Regions from separate parts of the Homo sapiens genome. Here region 2 is linked to region 1. Evidence: chromatin loops called from intact Hi-C (ENCODE). Cell type or tissue: dorsolateral prefrontal cortex. All regions are shown on one strand. Each heading gives the region's core, and the rest is flanking DNA. Links, peaks and the distances in the headings are about the cores only. Region 1 has its middle 16 kb from the start of STMND1. Region 2 overlaps LOC105374951 (a long non-coding RNA gene).

What was found. Peaks named below come from ENCODE experiments on the same cell type or tissue, not always from the same donor. Only the 100,000 strongest peaks of a DNase experiment are listed, where the experiment ranks them.
Region 2: it touches region 1 in a loop (2.9-fold over the local background); 3 of 110 quality-filtered maps call a loop at or near these places.

The regions. Positions count from the first base shown.
Region 1 is chr6:17,082,269-17,090,608 of GRCh38, reverse strand. No RefSeq gene overlaps it. Among named protein-coding and RNA genes, the nearest start is that of STMND1, 16 kb to the left of the region's middle. In dorsolateral prefrontal cortex, for the core only: CTCF peaks have their summits at 3,836 and 4,037 (motif pointing right); a DNase peak (open chromatin) is centred at 3,998.
Region 2 is chr6:17,027,857-17,036,196 of GRCh38, reverse strand. It overlaps LOC105374951 (a long non-coding RNA gene), which reads right to left. Exons shown (of 3, transcript XR_926534.3): 3 at 1,972-2,358. Among named protein-coding and RNA genes, the nearest start is that of STMND1, 70 kb to the left of the region's middle. In dorsolateral prefrontal cortex, for the core only: CTCF peaks have their summits at 2,805 and 3,035; DNase peaks (open chromatin) are centred at 2,646, 3,066 and 4,056; H3K4me3 peaks cover 2,268 bases; H3K27ac peaks cover 3,354 bases.

The DNA.
Region 1 (8,340 bases), core at 35-8,034:
CATGCATATGAGAAAGCTGCCTGAGGTTGGGGAAATAACTACAGAAAGGCCTAGAGGCTATAATAATCAGAGCTCTCACAGTGCTTGTTCTTACCAACCAGACCAGAAAACTCACGAGGGTTTGGCCTTGCTAGTGGGGAAAAATTAGCCCTACACTAAACATTGCTATGGTCCCACCTAACACATTGCAAAAGCAAGGACTGAACTAATGGAACTGCCTCTCAAAACAACGTTCAGGAATATTTATAGGAACACAAAACTATGTGGCACCCATAAGGTAAAACTGATAATGTCGGACATCTAATACAAAACTTAGCAGGCATGCAAAGAAGCAGGAAAATGTGACCCACAATTAGGAGAAAAATAAACTGATCAAAATCGACCCAGAGCTGATGTTCAAATTAGCAGATGAGGGCATTAAAACTTATTATTACTGTATTCCATATGTTCAAAGAGCTACAGGAAATATTAAATACAATGTATTTAAATAAATACACTGAGTAGAATTAATGATCAGTTAGACTTTGCGTAAGAAAAGATTAATGAACTTGAAGGCATAGCAAGAGAAACTATCCGAAATCAAACCTACAGAGAAAAAAGACTAAGAACAAAAATGAACACAGTGAAAGTGAACTGAAGAAAAACGTCACACAACTGAATATACATGTAATTGGAGTCCCCAAAGGAGAGAAGATAAGGTGGGGGCAAGGGCAGGAGGTGGGAACAGAAAAAATTTTGAAAAAATAATGGGCATCAAATTCCAAATTTGATGAAAATGATAAAATCACAAATCCAAGATACCCAAGGAACCCTTGGCACAAGAAACATTAAAAAAAAAAAACTATATCAAGGAACATCTTTATCAAATTTCTCAAAACCAGTGATAAAAAGAAAAATCTTAAAAGCAGACAGAGAAATAAAACATGCTATGTGCCAAGGTACTTTAAAGTACTAAGCATTGTAAAATATTGAAAGAAAAATGTGGCAACCTATACTTTTATACCCTGTGAAGATATCTCTTCAAAACAAAGGCTAAATGAATACGTTTTTAGGCATACAAAAACTGAAAGAACTCATCACCAGCAGACCCATATATAAGAAATGTTAAGTCCTTCAAGTGGAAGGAAAATGATACCAAATGGAACTATGGATTTATACAAAGGAATGAAAAACACTGGAAATGGTAACTACATGTGTAAATATGAGTTTTTCTTATTTCTTAGTTTTCTTTAAAGAGAATTCATTGTTTAAAGATCAATAATAACAATACAGTGTGGAGTTCATGGCATATGTGAATGTACAATATGTGATGACGATGACAGAACAGAGACCAGGAAGGGAGAAATGGAAACATACTGGAAGTATAATGTAAAAACCAGTAACGTGATCTCTGGATGAGCTCCCAACTATTTGGAAACTAAAAATATTCTATAAATAACCCACAAGTCAAAGAAGCAATCAAATACTGGGATAAGAGTCTTGACATCTGGGCTCTTTTCCTAGTTCTTTGTGAAATTAAACACCAGTGAATACCATGTTAATATTTTTCGAGGTATTGGAGTGTATTCGTTTTCTATACCTGCATAACAAATTTCCACAAATTCAGTGGCTTAAAACCACACATATTTATTTTCTCACAGTTTCATGGTCAGGAGTCCAGGCATGACTTCGTTGGGTCTTCTGCTCAGGGCCTCATGAGCTGCAATCAAGATGTTGGCTGGGGTCTCATCTGGGACTTGAGATCCTTTTCCAAGCTCATGTGATTATGGGCAGAATTCATTTCCTTGCAGCTGTGGAACTCACAGCAACTTGCTTCTTCAAGGCCAGCAAGAGAGAGCTCTGCTTCTCCTGTCTCCAACCTCTAGAGCCTCCTTTAAAGGGCTCAGGCCGGGTGCAGTGGCTCACACCTGTAATCTTAGCACTTTGGGAGGCTGAGGCGGGCAGACTGCCTGAGCTCAGGAGTTTGAGACCAGCCTGGGCAAGATGTTGAAACTCTGTCTCTACTAAAATACAAAAAATTAGCTGGGCGTGGTGGTGCGTGCCTGTAGTCCCAGCTACTACAGGAGGCTGGGGAGGCTGAGGCAAGATAATTGTTTGAACCCGGAGAGTGGAGGCTGCAGTGAGCCGAGATCACACCACTGCACTCTAGCTTGGGCAACAGAGCTAGACTCTGTCTCAAAATAAATAAATAAATAAATAAATAAATAAATAAATAAATAAATAAATAAATAAAATAAAAATTAAGGGCTCACCTGATTTGGTCAGGCCCACCCAGGATAATATCTCCTTCAATGAACTCAAAAATCAACTGATGTGAAACCCTAATTATATCTGCAGAATGCCTTCCCCTTTACCATACAGTGTAACCTGTTCATGAGTGTGACATTCCATCATAATCACAGGCTCTACCCACATCCAAAGAAAAGGGATTATTCAGGGTCATATACCAGGGGCCTGGAATTTTAGGGTCCATTTGAGAATTCCACCTGCCACAGAGAGACAGAAAAAGAGGGCAGGGGAAGGATATCATTTGTCAGTTGTTACTCACAATGTCTTCTAAGTAACTAAATATTGTTCTCCAATGCAAACAATGAGCTTTGACTGGCTTTTTGTTATTTTCTTCCTTGAGATCAACCATAAGGTCTTGAATAACTATAAGAATAATTACGGTAATGATGACAGCTACTGCCTCTTGAATGGTTAATACGTGCCTGGCATAAGTTCTTTACAACAAACATATAAGGTAGGTATTATTATACCCATTTTATGGATATAAAGGGAAGATCCCGAGGCTCAGAAATCCTTGAATAACTTGCCTTACACAGCTAGTAACAAAGGGATCAAGAATCAGAGCCAGTTGCTGTCTGATTCTTAATTCAGTGCTAGAGAGAAAAAAATGGGAATGCAGGCAGCAAGGAACCCTGGGTTCCACGCCAAGTTCTGCTTTGTGAACGACCATTTAACTGAATTGCTTTCATTATGGATAAAAGCAACTACCTCTGGCTTTTTGGAAATGCTTCTCTCTGTTGGAAAGAACATATAGCAAAAACTGCTATATATATATATTTTCAACTTGGCCAAAGCATTTTCTATCGATTAGACACAAAATTCCCCATATCCACCTTCTCCTATTTCATCTTAAAGGCTAGAACCAGGCTGTACAATTTTGAGTGGCTGAATTGTGTCTTGTGGGTAAGTTTCTGATTTGAAGAGTGAGTATGCATTTGGAAACATGAAACCGAAGTGCACAGGTGACACTTCCTAAGAGTGCACAGTAATTATCATAGGTAACTTCACCTGGCTGATGACTGGCAGTGCTTCTGTGATTTCATACATTTGAAACTTTTTTGCTGCCTGAAAGCCTAAGGCCATGGAAATGCTGCCTATCAGGTTGAACTACAGGTGTTCTCAAAACTGGGGATCGCCAACTGTTGTTCTTGGAGACCACATGGCTTCATGACTCTAGCTGTTTGCCAGACTGAATGATGCCTAAGAAGAGACAGAAAAGTCTAGGGGAAGGGGAGTAAAGGGTTGGAGTGGGTCACCCTAAAGACAAAGGTGTGGGTGGGGTTGACATAGAGACTTTCATTAAAAAAAATGCTCTCATGCCCTTTTTGTCTCTAGTTTTTGGTTTTTTTCTTATTCTTCTTGAAATAGAGCCTCACTCTGTCACCCAGGTTGGAGTACAGTGGCATGATCTTGGCTCACTGCAATCTCCCCCTCCCGGTTCAAGCGATTCCCTTGCCTCAGGCTCCTAAGTAACCAGGATTACAGGTGTGCGCCCCGGCTAATTGTTGCATTTTGAGTAGAGACAGGGTTTCACCATGTTGGCCAGGTTGGTCTCGAACTCCTGACCTCAAGTGATTCACCCACCTTGGCCTTCCAAAGTGTTGGGATTACAGGCGTGAGCCACCGCGCCCGGATTGTCTCTAGGTTTGTTTGGAGAGAAGCAAGTACCACAATCCTCCGGGAACATCCCGGCTGCTGTTTGAAGAGCAATAGCTCCCAGTCGGTCAGGGCTAAGTAATTAGCATAGCCACCAGGGGGCAATAATACCACAGCGATGATGAAATAGTAATAAGCTTGACTTTATTGTGTCCAAATCACCTACAAGAATAATCTTAGGTGAATGGATTTTGTGCTACTAATAGACTACTATACAATTAAGTACTAATACACTAATTACATTTCCGATTTAAAGTAACAATAATAATCAGTGTACACAGCCTGTACAGTCAGGCAGTCTTCTGTGGGGAAAATTTATCTGCTTCTGCTGTCTGCTCCCTTATAAAGAAATCCTAGCCCCAAAAGGGAGTGTAGTGGGAATTATGGGGCAGGGGATGTAAACAGGAGCAGGGAAAGGGGAAGCTTCCGGATAAGGAAGATGAAGCCCAGGCAGGGGGCAGTGGCTCACTCCTGTAATCCCAGCACTTTAATTGGGAGGCTGAGGCGGGTGGATCACCTGAGGTCAGGAGTTCAAGACTACCCTGGCCAACATGGTGAAACTCCGTCTCTACAAAAACACAAAAATTAGCAGGGTGTGGTGGTGCGTGCCTGTAATCCCAGCTACTTGGGAGGCTGAGGCAGGAGAGTGGCTTGAACCCAGAAGGCAGAGGCTGCAGTGAACTGACATCTCGCCACTGCACTCCAGCCTGGGTGACAAAGCAAGACTCTGTCTCAGAAAAAAAAAAAAAGGAAGATGAAGTCATGAGGAGTGAATTCCCCAGCATCATCTTCCTGGAAACAGGAATGCAGCCCCAAGACTCTGAGTCTCAGCTGCTAGGAACTCTGCGAGATTATGAGTCTTCTCAGTGAAGAGAGGGGCATTGCCTTCTCCATGTGCCCTCGGTGTTTAACAGGGCTTATTGGGTTCCCAACATGAGTAGGCACTGTTCTAGGCCCAGGGTGTATGGGAGAAATAATAATAATAATGCAGACATGGTTCTTGCCCCCAGGAAGTCAGGATCTAGTGGGGATACAGAAAATAAGTTAATTTTCAGACAAACATCTAATCACAAATCATATTAGATGATATAAAGGAAAGTCAAGTTACTACGAGATCATATAACAGAGGGGAGGACACTTAACCTGAAGCTTGAGGGAAGAGAGACACAAACAAACAAAAAAACAAATGGGGAAAGAGTGTTGTAAGTTGACCTTAAGGTATACTGGATTATATATAAAGAGGCTGGTGTCATTTGATGTAAGGTATCCTCTAGCCCACATAAAGGATTTGGGATTTTTATCCTAACTGCAATAATAAGTTTTGAAGGGTTTTATATGGATGATTGACATGGATCCAATTATATTTTTGTGAGATCATTCTGGCTTTCATCTGGGAAAAAAATTGGAGGCAACAAGAGTTAAAGCAGGGGGAATGATTAGGAGTCATTGGGTGATAATGAATGCTTGGTAGTGAGCATAGAGAGAGGTGTACAGATTTCAGATGCCTTTTAGTGAGACTCAGTAAGACTCGCTATTGTGCTGGATGTTGAGGGAGATGTCAAGGAAGACCTCAGCAGATATTTGGTATATGTCAGGGTGGATGTGGGTGACATTTATGGAATTGGGAAAGGCAGATCAAGGGTTCAGTTTTAGGCATAATAATTTTGGATGCCAAGAGACATCCATAAGGGGTTACAAGGCTGGAGCTCAGGAGGAAGGTATAGGCTAGAGATTCAATGTTAAGGATCATCAGCACAAAGCCCTTAGAATGGACGAGATTGCCTGGAAAAACAGCATAGAAAGAGAAGAAGAGAGGGCCAGCTACTCGGGAGACTGAGGCAGGAGAACTGCTTGAACCTGGGAGGTCAAGAAGGGAACAGAGACATGCAAAGGTGAAGGAGCTGCCTGATGTGTAAAAGAAAAACTAGGAGAATGTGGTTTCATGGAAGCCAAGAACAGATCTTTCACAAAGGAGGAGTCGTCGTCTGTGTCAAAAGTTGCTGAGTGATTATCTAAGATAAGGCCTGGAAAGGAGAATTGAATAAAGCAATGTAGAAGCCATTGGTTACCTTCCCAAGAGCACTTTCAGTTATGTGGTGGAAGTGGGAGCCAGATGAGAGGGTTCGAAGAGGAAATAGGCACACAGTACTCAAAAATAAATCACAGGTGGATTCAGGACTTATTTACAAATAAATGGAAGAATGTTTTCATGATTTTAGAGTAAGAAACAACTTCTGAATACATAAGAAAAGGACAAATCATAAAGCTAAGACTGATGAATTTGCCTACTTTTATATTAAGAATTTTGGTTTCTATTCAGTAGCACAATAGGGTGACTATAGTTAACAATAATTTGGCTGGGTGTGGTGACTCATGTGTAATCTCAGCACTTTGGGAGGCCGAGGTGGGCAGATCACTTGAGGTCAGGAGTTCGAGACGAGCCTGGCCCACCTGGGGAAACCTCATCTCTACAAAAACTGCAAAAATTACCTGGGCATGGTGGCATGCACCTGTAGTCCCAGCTACTTGGGAGACTGAGGCAGGAGGATCACTTGAGCCCAGGAGGTGGTGGTTGCAGTGAGCTGAGATCATGCTACTGCACTCCAGCCTGGATGACAGAGTGAGACCCTGTCTCAAAATAATAATAATAATAATAACTTCTCTATATTTAAAAATAACTAAAAGAGTAAAATTGGAATATTCCTAACACAAAGAAATGAAAAATGTTTGAGGAGATAGATACCCCAATTACTTCGATTTGATCCTTACATGTCGTACGCCTGCATCAAAATATCACATGTACCCCATAAATATATACAACTATTATGTACCCATAGTAATTAAAACTTTAAAAATAAAATTTTAAAGAAAGAATTTCTTTTTTATAAAGAAAGTGAAACACACAAGTTGATAATATGTATATTGGTGATCCTGCTATTCTACATCTCAGGATGGAAAGAAAATCTTGCCTGTATTCCTTGGAGACATGTATAAGGACGTTCATAGTAAATTGCTTAGAATGGCAAAAATGTAGAAAGAGTTCAAGTGACCAATCTCGAGAATTGATATGTAAATTGTGGTATAATTATTGAACCAAATGTTACGCAACAACACAACATGTAATTAAAGTAAATGAACCACATGGCTGCCTCTTACACATATAACATTGAACAAAAAATTCAATGTGCAGAAGATTACATGCTGTGTGTTCAGTTCCATAGAGTCCAAGAATATTATTTTAAAATATGACCATAAATATCCAAAGAGAAAGCTAAAAAAATGGAAAGTATTTGCCCTTGGTCAGCAGACTTGGACTTAGAGAGTAAGTAAGGGGACTATATTTTCAATAAATACTTTGTAGTAATATTTGAATTTTAAAAAATATATACATGGATTTTTAAAATACAAATGTGTGTATATATATGTATATATATATGTGTGTATATATATGTATATATATATGTGTGTGTGTGTGTATATATATATTTTGATTGTTTGTTTGAGGCAGGGTCTCACTGTTGCCCAGACTGGAGTGCAGTGGTACCATCACAGCTCACTGCAGACTCAAACTCCTGGGCTCAAGTTATCCTGCCTCAGACTTCCTTGTAGCTGGGATTATTGGTATGTACCACCACACTCGGCTAATTGTTAATGTTTTTGTAGAGATGGGGTCTTACTCTGTTGCCCAGGCTGGTCTTGAACTCAGCCTCAAGTGATCCTCCTCCTCAGCCTCCCGAAGTGTTGGGATTACAGGCGTGAGCCACTGTGCTTGGCCAGAAATAATTTTAAAAGTGAAGGGAGGTGAGGAAATGGAGGCTACATGAGGGACAGCTCTGAACAACTTTTAAAAATTTTAGATGACAATAATGAATTTTAAACATTTTTATTTAGAAACCAAGAATACATATAAAAGGGATTCAACCACAAAGGTCAAATAGATTTTTACAGTAAATCAGAATATTTTCAACGGGGGATGTTCTGATGACAAGATGTGGTTCCAGGATCTCCCCCAAATTCCTGGGCAAGCAACCTGTTTGCTCCTTTTTGCAGAGAGGGATACCCATGTGACAAAGTTTGGGAACTAATGACTTAGGCTATGGTGGGTGTGAGACTCACAAAGAAACCAAGCAGAGAATAGGAACCACATTTTTGGACTCCAAAGCATGTGATTTTTCTACCTTCCCACATAACATCTAACTCTTAAAGATTGCTCATTTCTGTGTTAGAATGTTCTATTAAAGCTACACTGTAAATGGTGTATACAATAATCAGGTATTTATTTTATCTAACAGACAATGGTGAATATGGCTCCGGAATTCTGACTATAAATAGAATCTTATTAAAGCCCGTGGCAATCTCTGCTCACCATTTGGCTGGTGGACTACTCCACTATTT
Region 2 (8,340 bases), core at 28-8,027, 54 kb after region 1:
GGACAGCCTCTGTGAGCCTGTGCTTTATGGCTCGTGGACATACAGATTCCTATAGAACAGCACAGCACAATCAAGGTTGTGTGTGTGTTGGAGGTGACAGTGTCTCTGTTTGCAGTGTGACTGTCTGCATGTGAGGGTGTGTGGCAGAAGCGGCTTTTGTCAAAGTCCCCTTCTTTTTGCTCACTTTCTGGATATTGCTCTATTTTTACAGTGATGCTGAGTTTTACAGAGTTGGCCCACTGCCCGCCTTTCTTAAGTAGGCATAAAATCTGCATTCCTTCTACTTTTTCTTCCTGAGTCCTAACAGTTTAAGAAGTTATACCCATAGGTCATGAGTGCATGTGGAGGTGCTGGTTAGATATCTCTGCTTGAGAGAATGGACAAAATCAGAGAAGAACAGAGGGCTTTGCAAGGCACTGAGAAAATAAATGCATAATATACAGCCAAACAGAAGCAGAAAGTTCCCAGGAACAATCTTACCTTAATATACAGCAACTCTGCCCTCAACTCTTCCCCTCCGTACCTTGCTCATTAGTCTCTGCTATGCACACACCAGATGTTCTTTCATTCATTAACTAAACATAGTTACTGAGTCCCTGCTATGTGCCATTCTACATGCTGGAGATAGAGTGTTGAACAAGACAGGCAGGCTGTATGCCTTCATAGCAGTGGAGGCAGACAATAAACACACTAAAGTTGAGATGACGTCACAGAGCGCCGTGTGCCTTGTAACTGTAGAAGCTTAATTAACACTTACTGAGTGCTTACTCTGTCAGATGTTGATTTACATGATCTGTGTCTGTTATTCACATAATCCTCTCAGAAGTTTTATGCTGCAAGTGAAAATATTATCATCTCCATTTTATAGACGAGAAAACCGAGGCACAGAAAGAAGGATTAGGTCACTTTCCAAGGTCACACTGTCAATAAGTGGTAAAACTAAAAGGTAAATACGGATCATCTGATTCTTGAGTCCACATTCTTAATGATTATATCACATGAACTTCTGCACTGCTTGAAGGACAGACAACAGGCCAGCATAAAAGTAGAAAGTGCTGGGTGCTAAGAGGCAGTGTCTGGGTTGAAGAGCTTGCTTTAAATCGGGTGATCAAGGAAGACCTCTCTGAGGAGGGGGCATTTGAGTTGAAACCTAAGTAATGGGAAGTTGTTGAACATGCAAAGATGTGAGGGTAGAATTTTCCAGGCAGTGCAGTCAGCTAGTCCAAGGATGCTAAGGCAGAAAGAACCTGAATCGTTTGAGGGACAGAAAGAGGGCAAATGGGGTGGTCATGATCTTTGTGAAAAAGGGATCCAAATTTAAAAGAGAAAATTCTGGTTTACTATCTTATCAGTTTCTTCATCTATACAAAGGGATGACATGTTTCTCCAGCAACTATTTGGTTACTCAGTGGAATAGTTCTTACAGGCAAGTCAGGATAAATGCTTGATTCTTTCCCCCTTGCAATTATTATCTTTATTAAAGCTCAAATTGTTCCATATTTGACCTTACCCTCTTGTTATAGAATAAAAAGAGATCATGGTAGCCATTATTATAATCACCGTTATTAATAACACATCCATAGTAAATAAAGCCTGGCCAGCTTGCCTTTTTTCATAAGAACATGACCCTGTTCTAGTCAATGCTTAATCAGAAAGGCACTGTGTAGCGAGCACAACAGCCATGTAATTTGAAGTTATCACATCTAACTTGTAAGGTAACTATTCTTGTCATCATATAGATAAGGAAATGAAGGCTCTCAGGGGTTGAATAATATTACCAAAAACAAATATCTAATGTAAGTAATAAGACCGCAATTTTATTTTTTATTTTTTTGAGACAGGGTCTCTCTCTGTCACCCAGGCTGGAGTGCAGTGGCACGATCATGGCTCACTGTAGCCTCAATTTCCCAAGTTCGGACGATTCTCCTGCCTTAGCCTACCGAGTAGCTGGGACTACAGATGCACCACCATGCTCAGCTAATTTTTGTATTTTTTGCAGAGATGGGGGTCTCACTATGTTGCCCAGGCTAAGATTGCCATTTTAACTCAGTTTTGTCTTGCTTCAAAGCACAAAGTGTTTCTTCTATACCATACCTCTTTGCAAACTCATCCGGAGCAGGCAGGGAGCAATGGTTTTATCTATATTGTAGTATCGCCTGCAGATGCAGACACTGTGATAAATCTTTTTTAGATGGAGAATCTGATGAACATGATGATAATACCGGAATGATGATGATAAAGTAGAACAAAGTGAATTGGAGAAATGAATTGCTTCAGCCATGTTCCTGTCCTCAGGTGTTCAGCTGCTTCTGATAAAAGCACAATCTTCCACTGCAGTTAACGCTGTGTAGGCTTGGCCTGAGAGAATCAAGAATAAAGCTGATTGCAAACTTGGTGCATAACAGAGAAAATAAAGACATCATTTACTGACTGATTTGGACTAAGAAAAGATGTATTTACTTGCAGTTTATTATGTTGAATGTGACAGGCATACATTTGTGCTTTTTATTGAATGATGACTTACTACATACAGGAATTGGTGCAATTTGTAATGCAGATTATGTTTTTAAACAAAAAAGGGTGCAAATACACTGATGGCTGTCACATGACTCGCTCTGCACTTCTCAAAAAGTGGCTGGAGCGTGGGCGGAACGACAAATATACCCTAGATGCACAAATGTAATTTCCAAAGAAGAAGATTCTGGGCAGCTTCCAATTCAGTCGGGCAGATTTAGACAGAAGAAATCCATGGCTAAGAAAAGCTAAGTATCCTAAAATAGCAGGAATTGGAGTAGGATCATGTGAATCACTCCCATTAACTGCTGAGATGCCTCCAGACAGAGCAAGAAGAGCCACAGCTAAAATCAGGATGTGGCGTGAAAGCGTCCATGTTGGATCTCTGTAAGATTCCTAAAGTTAAATACCTGGGAATCCCATTTTTCTTCTAATGATGGGAGGTGGGAGCATGGGAAAGACGGAGGAATCTCCATTCTATGTGAAATGCAACGGAATGAGGGCTTGGCTCACAGCTGATTTTCTGAGTAATGAGTTTGGTGACCTCACCAGCTTCTAGGCATTGGGCCAGATCTTGTCTCGTGATGCACATTTGTACAATTCCTCGAGGATGCAGACTTGGGTTTTCCACTTGAAGTGAGTTTGTGAATTTACAAGTGGGCAGGCTTCAGTCTATTTTCCGTGATAATCAACCATCATATTTGTTTCCTTCAAAACATAACTGCAGTTAAAACATCCTAGTTTCTTTGAGATAAAGGCAAATTTTATTAATTGCTTTTCTTCATCTGACTGTTTGGGCTTTACAGCTCACTTCCTCCAGTGATCCAGCCATTAAGGAGTGTTCATTCATGCTAACAGCTTCCATTTAAACTGCTTGTGACTAATATTAGAGGGAATGGATGATTAAAGGGGCAACCCATGCAAATATTTGAAAATAAATAGAAACGTTTTTATTCCGAGGCTTTTATTTGCCTTGAGGGAAGGCAAAGCTGGGCATGACATAATTTTCAAATTATGTTTCATGGCTTTTTCATCACTTCAAATATGAGTCTCTTTTGTTTAACAGAGATGTCGTGGCCTGGGAAAAATGACACGTCAGAATGGTTTCTTCTCTTACGATCTTGGCGCTTCACAATTAGTAATAATTCTGCTATGGAGATTTTGACTCTGACCTCCCCCAGTTGGTAATTTACCATAGACAACTTTCCCTCCTAATAATCTGTAGGGCCTACCCCCTAGCTCACACCTGTTGGAAAGCCCTGGCTCTTGTGCGAGAGCCCCCCAGTGCATTTCAAAGAAAGGCTCAGCTTGCCAGCTCTTGTCAAAAGTTATCACAGACCGCGATTCCATTTAAGGCCCGGGCGCAGCATCAGAGGCCAGAACAACTCTACGTCTATACTGCAAATCCCTGCCCAGCGAATTCATGCTGCAACCAGCGCACAGCAGCGGGCCGGCGCCTGTTTTGCACGGTGGTGAGGCGGCGGGTCTATTTTTAGGCAGCTGATGGTAGATTTGCCTTCCACAGATCTGCTTTCCCCCCTCTGATTACAAAAAGAGGGCCTGCGTCTGTGCAAATGAAAATCAATGGGTGAGCCAAGGAGTGCCAGCGCGCTCTGAAGCCCTCTTTGTTCCTCAAAGGCTCCAAGCCTCTGTGCGGCGATGCCCCGCCTTGCCTCAGAAGCTGCCTTGCCTCAGAGGCTATTTGGATGCAGAGGTGTTTTGACCAAGGGCATTTGGTCTTGTTTTGTTTTGTTTTGTTTCATGTTCCAGGCAGGACATGAAATAGGAAAAAAGGAATGGAAATCGCCATTTCCACCCTCCCCACAACTTCCCTGCCATGACAACTCGCCGGCCTCGCGTGTACCTCCAGAGCCCTCTAGGACAAGCCTGGGGGCTGTGTGGGTGGCAGCAGCAGTAAGGAGAAAGAAGCGGGAAGAGAGGCACCTGCTTGTCCTCAAGTAGAAGCAAACGAGTGGCCTCAGTATCCTTTTCATTCTCCTCCTGAGCCACTGCCAGCTTGAGTGAACTTTCCTAGGACTAGTACTAGTGTCTGTGGGGAAGGGACTGCTGTAATAAAGTGCCACAGATGAGGGCTAAACAGCAGAAATGGATCTCTCACAGTTCTGCAGGCTGCAAGTCTGAGATGAAGTATCATCTGGGCTTGTTCCTTCTGAGGACTGGGAGAAAAAATCTGTCCCAGGCTTCGCCCCTGGCTTCTGGTGGTTTGCCTTCAGTCTTCAGCGTTCCTTGGCTTGCAGAAGCATCACCCCACTATCTGCCTTCATCTCCACTTGGAGGTCTCTGTGTGTGGATGTGTCTGTGTCCAAATTTCCTCTTTTTAAAAGGACACCGGTCATGTTGGATTAGGCCTGTCTTAATGACCTCATTCTAACTTGATAACCTCTATAAAGGTCATCAGAATGTGACCTTTTCCAAACAAAGTCACATTTGGAGGTTCTGGGGGTTAGGACTTCAGCATATCTGTTTTGAGAGGACACAATTCAACCCATAACAGAACCCATGTTGAATTTCTTTTATAAATTCTATCATCTGTGCAAGTGCAACCTCTAGCACATTAGTCATGATGCTCTTCCCCAATTCGGGGCTGCTGCTGTTCTTCATGGGGTGGGATGATGGGTGCTATTGGCATTCTTTGAACCTGGCATGCCAGAGAAGAGTGAGAAGTTTTCCTTGCCTCTGGCTTTATCTTTTCCACGCTTCTCTCTGAAGAGAAAAGACAATTCTGAGGCTACTAACTTGGCATTTGTGTCGAGGGTCAAGGCCCATAAGGGAAGGTAGGTTTATTCAGCCAGTGCTTGCTGTAAAGACCCACAGTAGCTGGCTGGCCCTGAAGGCAGAGCCCTCTGCTCCTACATAGGCAAAAGCAAATTGTACTGGCAGCTTCCCCTTCTCCCCAGATCTGCCACTCACACCTATGCACCCTCCTTCCACCTGCACACCAGAAAGGGTGGGGGAGTCGGCACTGTTGTGGGTGTCCCAGATCAGAACTCACTTCCTGAGTCTCAGGTTTGCAGGTGGTATTGTTTCTTACCTGCTGGACTCTGCATCTGGCCAGCCTGCCCACTGGACCAGCTCTCCAGGCTACGTAGATCAATAGGGACTACCTGATTCTTTATGTACATTTTTTTCTCAGGAATTTGATTCCTTAATTATCATAGTTACAACCAGATCCTACCTGGCAAGCAGCCTCTGGGGCTTGATCCCACCTCTACTGAGCATTTCAGTGTCCCCTCCTAGAACCTTTCTGTTTACCAGAGAGCCAACGGGGCAGTGGATGTGGAAAGAAATGGTTGTCTCGCCTTCTTCACAGGCTCATTGGCTGGAACAAAGGCTTGCTGTGACCTGTGTGATGTTTCACAAACATTAGGTGCTACTATAATCAGATAGACCTGATGACATAATATGCAATATAAACAGAACACTATATATTCTTGTCAACGTGTGGTTCTCAGGCTAGCCCAGTGCATTAGTCAGGGTTCTTCAGAGAAATGGAACCAACAGGATGTATATGTAGTAGATGGATATAAGGGGCGATTTATTATAGTAATTGGCTCATGAGATTATGGAGACTGAGAAGTCCTATAATCTGCTGTCTGTAAACTGTAGAACCAGGAAAACTGGTGGTGTAATTCCATCTGAATCCGAAGGCCTGCGAACTGGGCTAGCCAATGGTGTAACTGCCTGTTGAGTCTGCAGGCCCAAGAACTATAATAGGAGCTCTGATGTTTGAGGGCACGAGGAGATGGATGTCCAGGCTGAAGGAGAGAGTATTTGTCCTTCCTCCACCTTTCCATTCTGTGTGAGCCCTCCGTGGATTGGAGGATGCTGCCCACAGCCATCATCACTTAGTGAGTGATCTTTACTCAGTCTATTGATTCAAGTGCTAATTTCTTCTGGAAGCATCATCACAAACAACCCAGAAATAATGTTTTACCAGCTCTCTGGACATCCCTTAGCCCAGTCAAGGTGACACACAAAATTAATCATCATACCCAGTAAGCTATTGGTCATTTCCATTTACAAATGAAGAGATGTAGATAAGAATTTAAGTGAAGGTGCAGAGTCAGTAAGGGATCCAAAGTTAAGATTTTGGATTCAGAATTAGCATTCTTTCCAACGTTCCAGAAGGGATGGTCACAAAAATGTGCTGCTCAGATCTTCTGCTGTCATGAGTATATATCACCAATGGCCATGACTGCTGTACTCCAAGTCTATCTCTGTGTTCATGCCCAGGCCACATTTCCCCCAAGCTGCTACAGCCAGTGATTTTTCTGGCTCTGCAGGGTCCCAATGCAACCTTTTCCTGAGAAGGGCCAGTCTCCTCTTTCTGACATTAGCTTGAGGACTCCACAGTCACTGGATGGGGACTTTCTTGGAACTCTGCTGCAGTCTGAGATTCTCCCTGCCCCACCCTTCCTCCTCTTTTTTACAAGAGTCTTCCAGCATTGTGTTCTAAATACTGTCCCCACTTCTATGGACTCTCTCCTCTTTTTCCATCACAGACATTTACCCCAATAAATCTCTTGCATGGCTAATTCTGTCTTGTTATCTGCTTCTCAGAGGATCCAAACCAATGCACTAGGCTTCCCCTTTCTCCCTATAAAATGATGACTGCTAATGTCAATTCATTATTTCTGTAATATTTTTATGTACTCAATATTTTTAAGGATTGGATGGGTGGGAGGAAGGATAAAGAGGGCAAAGAAGTAAAGAAGCAAAAGGGAGGAATAGAAAACACTTACATGCTATGGTCTTTGCTTCCAAGACAAGACAATTGCACATGAATGAAACGTAAGGGAGACATAATATAGCTATATGATAAAGTGGCAACTTACGTGTAGAAGACTGTAGGAATAAGTGGAGATAAACAATAAGAAACCTGGAGTTTTTAAGAAAGATAAGTCACCAAGGAGATGGGTGAATGCCAAAAATTGGGCTTTGAAAGATGGGTAGGGCTGGGCACGATGGCACATGCCTATAATCTCAGCACTTTGGGAGGCCGAGGCGGGTGGATCACCTGAGGTCAGGAGTTTGAGACCAGCCTGGTCAACACGGCAAAACCCTGTCTCTACTAAAAATATTAAAAAATTAGCTGGGCGTGGTGGCGGGTTCCTGTAGTCCCAGCTACTCGGGAGGCTGAGGCAGGAGAATTGCTTGAACCTGGGAGTCGGAGGTTGTAGCGAGCAGAGATTGTGCCACTGCACTCCAGCCTGGGTGACCGAGTGGGGCTCAATCTCAAAAAAAAAAAAAAAAAGAAAAGAAAAGAAAGAAAGAAAGATGAGGATCTTTATAACTACCAGGTAGATGGGGTGGCATTTCAGGTGAGGGAAACAACATTGCAGGTAGAATAACTATGTCCCTTTCTGTCTGTCTTAGACCAGTCAGGCTGCTGTATCAGAAAACCATAAACTGGGTGGCTTACAAACAACAGAAATTTATTTTTCACAGTTCTAGGGACTGAGAAGTCCAACGTCAAGGCATTGCAGATTCGGTGACTGGTGAGGGCCCACTTCCTGGTTCATAGACTGCTGCCTTCTCATTGTGTCATCATATAGTGGAAAGGGCGGGGGAGCTCTCCAGAGCTTTTAAAAGGGCACTAATTCCATGTATAAAGACCTAATTACCTACCAAAGGTCCCGCTTCCTAAGACCATCACACTGGGGATTAGGATTTCAATATGTGAATTTTGGAGGGACAAAAACATTCAGTCCCTGGCATACAAAATACCTGGAAAATAGTGAGATGAACTCTAGGACTCTAGACATTCTGAGGTTAATAGACCAATTTGTGCCTCAGGTATCTCAC